Linked DNA regions of Homo sapiens: region 1 is linked to region 2. Evidence: read pairs that join two places in POLR2A ChIA-PET (ENCODE). Cell type or tissue: PC-9. All regions are shown on one strand. Each heading gives the region's core, and the rest is flanking DNA. Links, peaks and the distances in the headings are about the cores only.

The links. Peaks named below come from ENCODE experiments on the same cell type or tissue, not always from the same donor. Only the 100,000 strongest peaks of a DNase experiment are listed, where the experiment ranks them.
Region 1: POLR2A ChIA-PET joins it to region 2 with 10 read pairs; 19 of 35 experiments call an interaction of 5 or more read pairs at or near these places.

The regions. Positions count from the first base shown.
Region 1 is chr2:47,236,966-47,239,769 of GRCh38, forward strand. All of the region lies in intron 3 of EPCAM-DT (EPCAM divergent transcript), which reads right to left. It overlaps LOC124907763 (a long non-coding RNA gene), which reads left to right. Exons shown (of 2, transcript XR_007086311.1): 2 at 1,768-2,804. Among named protein-coding and RNA genes, the nearest start is that of CALM2, 62 kb to the left of the region's middle. RefSeq lists an enhancer at 1,698-2,452. In PC-9, for the core only: no CTCF peak of the experiment used is centred there; a DNase peak (open chromatin) is centred at 1,306.
Region 2 is chr2:47,163,587-47,166,390 of GRCh38, forward strand. The region is part of intron 2 of CALM2 (calmodulin 2); the gene reads right to left. Among named protein-coding and RNA genes, the nearest start is that of STPG4, 9.7 kb to the left of the region's middle. In PC-9, for the core only: no CTCF peak of the experiment used is centred there; no DNase peak of the experiment used is centred there; H3K27ac peaks cover 643 bases.

The DNA.
Region 1 (2,804 bases), core at 269-2,768, 73 kb after region 2:
CATGGGCAGGGAGAAGACATAGCTAAACCCTGACCTGATGAGTCCTCAGAAAAACTAAGTCAGCACAAGTCATCTGAGTCACAGAATCTTGAGCCCTTTTAACATCTCTGCTATTTTCCCCATCAGTGGCTAGATTGCTGTTTGTCCTGAGAATGAAGTAGGAGTAGGTCGGGTGCTGGCAAGGTGGTTTCTCATGCCCCAGCCTCTGGACCATGGGAGCTGGAGAAACAAAAAGGGCTGAGGCAGAGACCTAGAAAGTCCAAGTACTCCCCTCCTCAAAAATGAGCTGGGGCCGGGAACAGTGGCCCACGCCTATAATCCCAGCATGTTGGGAGGCCGGCACAAGAGAATTGCTTGAGCCCAGGAGTTCGAGACCAGCATGGGCAACAAAATGAGACCTTGTCTGTATTAAAAAAAAAAAAAATGAGCCAAACATCAGGACTGGAGCAAATGGGCTGGAGCCTACAGGGGATGGCAAGCAGGTCAGTCCTGGAAGGACACTTGGGAAACGTGGCAGGGAAATGCTAGGCTAGGATTGCAGCAAGAGCCCAGCTTCTTCATGACTGCACCAACCTGGAGGTAGGAGGGAGAGGGGGCTGATGAGGACAGGCCCTGGTTGGGCTGTAGTGCAGAGGCTGCGCTGGGACCTAAGCCAAAGGCAACACACGCTCCCGAAGTTCAGAGAAAGAGGCAATTTGTGTTGGGCTGGTTATCAGCGCCTTCCATCCCTCCAAAAAACCCGTGCTGGGCCTGGTCTTATTGCAGTAGTTCTCTCTTGCTTCCGCCAGGGAGTCATGGAAACAATTTGGGGTGATAGCGAATAACTTTGTGACCACCTCATTCACTTAGAGAACCTCCTTCCACTTTTCCATCCTCCTTTGGGCATTTCTTATACCCTAGCCTAGAAGTGACAAGAAAGGAGAGTGTTTTTCTGATTTTACAGAGCAGAGCATCACTCCTAGCCAAAGCTCAAGATGAGACAGAACTTGAGGCCACGTGTTTTAAAGAGTGCAAATTCATCCTCACAAATTTTTCAGATTCCATCTAAAGCATCCTTAGGCTGAATAATGAAGAATTCAGTTCTCGTCCCCACCCCCTCTCTCTGCCTTTCTCCACACACACATACCCTCCCCCGCACCCATTTCAGAATCTTTTCTTTTTCTGCTGCAGTCTCCTCCTCCTCCTCCCTCACCTCCCTTCTCAGCAGGAGCACACCAGGACAAGAAAATGCTACTACAGGAGCCTCCCAGCCACAAGAACTGGTTTCTCAGAATGAGTAGTTAATGTAGACCTGGCCACAAAGTCATTGCCACGCTGAGCACATTTCTGTCTCACCATGTCTAATGTAACTCAAGAAATAATGCAATTGCCTCTAGTGGACTTCACCCAAACTGTGCCCTGGGTTGCCCTGGGGAGCTGGTTCTGCTGCTTCAGACTAACTCATTTCTTGTGGCAGGAGGCCGCTGATATGGTCAGTTCCCAGGGATCAGCTGCTTGAGGTGGGGGTTGGGGTCGGGGGAGGGGGGGCAGTCAGAGGGTGTTGGAAAGGGCACCTATAAAACGTGGATTCATAAATGGGCTGCAGAGAGACTGGAAAGACTCTGAAACTGAATGCACAAATTTGTATGTGCATTTTTACTGGGGATGAGGATCAATTTTTTTTGTCTGATTCTCAAAGAAGTCAGAGACCCTCAAAATGGTTACTCATTTTGTGTAGTAGGTAAAACAAGAAATTAAAATGTTTCTCTTTTCATTTTTGCTCCCCAGTGACTTTGAGTTTTATGCAATTTCTTGTATAAAAGGAGAGCCTGAGTCCATGGAAGTTGGGATTGAACATCCTGAATATGCAGTTCCTTGGAGAGCCACCAAGAAAAGACCTAAGCAAGAGACATGATGTCACCTTCGGGGAGGAGGCTCTTCAAGCTGTTTGGCATGAGAAGAGGAGGAATGAGGAGGATCACTGGCCTTGAACCCCCAAAGAGAGGCTAGAGCACCTTTCTAGGACCCAGTCCAGGGTTTGTCTTGAACATCCAGCTCCAAAAGAGATGCTGTGCAGATTCAAGCTGCCAAGTCCTGAAGGACCTGAGGGAAAACCCAACCCCAAGCAGCCCAGATGGTATCTGAGTATCCTGTGCCCTACCCACGAAGATCAGGAGCCTAAAGGCTAGAGCTCACTGCAGAACCAGACCAAAGACAGTTTAAGGGCCATTGAGCCAAGCCTTCCTGACCTCCCATGGAGAGGGGAAGAGAGAACAGGACCTCCACTTATCCACCTACCCGCTGCTGAGTCCCTTTAGCCCTTGGCATGGTAATTAACGGTCAGGAAGTTATGCATCAGCCTCAGCAAGCTAACATGGCAGGAGATCCCTCCTGACAGCAGAGCTAATAAGAAATTTGCTAATGCAATTTATCACTTTAAAAAGCCATATGTCGGTGGGGATGAGCACTTCTCTGCAGCAGCTAGTGTAATTGTCAGAACAGAGCAGCGAGCAGCTCTGAGAAGGGGGTGAGGATGATGTCTTCACTAAATCAGTGGTGCAATGCAGCAGGCGAGGGGGCTGGGAGGAGGGGTGTGGTGCTGGGTGGAGGGCTCCCAGCTCTCAAACTCCCAGGAAGCCAGTGCTGCAGACCTGTTCTGGGGCCCCATTAAAAACCAGATTCCCTGAACTCCAGCCCCTGCTGCCTTTGAGCTGCATGAACCTGCGCTTTGGTTCCTGCCACAGTGTTAAAAAAGAAGCGACTCTGTCTGCAGTAATGGCTGATCTAAGTCTCAGCCATTGAGTGTCAACACACAGGACCCCACT
Region 2 (2,804 bases), core at 272-2,771:
CACGCCCAGCTAATTTTCTATTTTTAGTAGAGATGGGGTTTCTCCACGTTGGTCAGGCTGGCCTCGAACTCCCAACCTCAGGTGATCCGCCTGTCTCTGCCTCCCAAAGTGCTGGGATTACAGGGCATGAGCCACTGTGCCCGGCTATATGTTCCTTCTAATACATCACTAGATTACATGGAAACCTCCTGCTGGTGCAACACTCCAGACTACCTGGCTTCATTCACCATTTACAGATAAACTAAAACAAGCCAGGTGCAGTGGCTCACACCTGTAATCCTAGCACTTTGGGAGGCCAAGGTGGGCAGACTGCCTGAGCTCAGGGTGAGTTCCAGACCAGCCTGAACAACAGGGTGAAACCCCGTCTCAGGCCGGGCGCGGTGGCTCAAGCCTGTAATCCCAGCACTTTGGGAGGCTGAGGCGGGTGGATCATGAGGTCAGGAGATCGAGACCATCCTGGCTAACACGGTGAAACCCCATCTCTACTAAAAATACAAAAAAATTAGCCGGGCGTGGTGGCGGGCGCCTATAGTCCCAGCTACTCGGGAGGCTGAGGCAGGAGAATGGCGTGAACCTGGGAGGCAGAGCTTGCAGTGAGCTGATATTGCGCCACTGCACTCCAGCCTGGGCGACAGAGCGAGACTCCGTCTCAAAAAAAAAAAAAAAGAAGAAAAAGAAAAGAAACCCCGTCTCTACTAAAACACACACACACACAAGCTGGGTGTGGCGGCGTGTGCCTGTAGTCCCCCGTCTCTACTAAAACACACACACACACACACACACACACACACACACACACACGCTGGGTGTGGCAGCGTGGGCCTGTAGTCCCCCGTCTCTATTAAAACACAAACACACACACAAGCTGGGTGTGGCGGCGTGCGCCTGTAGTCCCAGCTACTGGGGAGGCTGCAGCAGCAGAACTGCTTGAACCCGAGAGGCGGAGGTTGCAGTGAGCCGAGATCACACCACTGCACTCCAGCTTGGGCAACAGAGTGAGACTTGTCTCAAAAAAAAAAAAAGAAAGAAAGAAACTAAAACAGACTAACTTTGATACTGCAAAGTTATACCAATCAGTAAATAATAAAGCTAGTATTTTCCAAGTAAGTCATTTCCCAGAAAATATTAGACCCTATCAGCAAATGAATACAAAAAGTTTCCAAGTTCATTGGGCCATTAAGCTTTCCCAACATAGCCATACATTTGAAAATTTATGTGACACATGTGTAAGAAATGGTGTACCTTCTTTACGGTCCAAGGCCAATTTATTCCCTGCCTGCTTATCCCTAACTCCAATTCGCGTACACCTTCCAGTTTCATTCCGTATTACCTCTTCCCTGGACTCAACTATTCTTCCACTAATTTGCCCATTACCACATAAATATCTTCACATCGCTTAGCCTAAAACTAAATTGAAACCTTAGTTATATTTTAAATGCTTGCCCTTATCCCTCCCCAAATTTTGGAAGGCACTACTACTCATACCAATTTCCTCTCTCCAAACAATCCACTATTTTAAAATGACATCCAGCTCCAACTCATCACCTGAAAATGCTGAGTTTACCAATGACTACTAGTCAGTCACCCAATCCATCAAGCATGCTTCAATGTGAAGCCATATGGCATAGAAACTAAAATGAGACTTTGTAACTTGACTACTGGGTTAGAATTTCCTAGCTCTGTTTCTTCTTCTGGCAATGCAATATGGACAAGCTACTAAACCTTTTCTGCCTCAGCTTCCTCATTTCTGTGAAATGACATAAATGTGCCCAGTAAGTGGGGTGACACAGTATACCATGCCCACAAGGGGTATTCACCTGGTCACCCCCCATAAAAAAATTAGTATGTGTCAAACACTTAGAACTATGTCCAACAAATACATACTTAATAAATGTCAAGATAAAGACTATCTCATTTTTTTGCAGCATCCAAAACTGCATGGAAAAACTCTCAAAATTTTTCTTGGCCTTCGTAACAGTACTTTGATTTTCCTCCTACCATATACTGCCAAAGGCTCTTACTCCTGTCTCTTATGTCTAGATGTGACCAATTTTATCCTTTTTTTCCACTCCTTGGCCACTTCATCTATACCCACTTACAACGAAGATATCTTTAGTCTACCCATCTCGCTCAATAAATGTCTTTATTTCTGGCTGTCTACAGGATATAGCTCCCCTGGCTGATGACAAGCAAAACATATGAAAATGAATTCTATACTCCCAGGCAACCCTAAAGGTACTAGCAAAAGCCCAAGAGCCACTTTTAACTCTTTCAGTCTGAAATCTGTCAACAGGTCTCGAATTCTATCATTTAAATACTGCCTGATTTTTCCTCCATCTCTACAACCAGTATTTTGGTTCAAGGCTCCATCGTCCTTTGCCAGGGCTATTACAATTGCCTCCTAACTGCATTCTTTCTTATTTAAATATTACTGGTTTATAGAGGAACTCATCTAATACCAATCAGAAGGTTCATACCACACTAATTGATTTTATGAAGATAGTATACAGTGCTAACCTAGATCAACCTAATGACAAAAATAGATCAGGGAGTCTCCACCTACAAATAGCACAATTGATAAAGACATTTCAATTTTACTGTTTTTAAACAGAATGTAGAAATATCTAGAAATACATATATTGGAGTTCAGACACATTGCACCTTTCACCTAATTTAGGTTACAAGAAAATTAAAGGACTTTGAGGTATTTGTTTATATTACATTCTCTGCTATGGGTATCTTTTAACACCACCATTAGGTGCATAAATTCCCAATGTTTAATTAGCAGTAATCACCTTTCTATT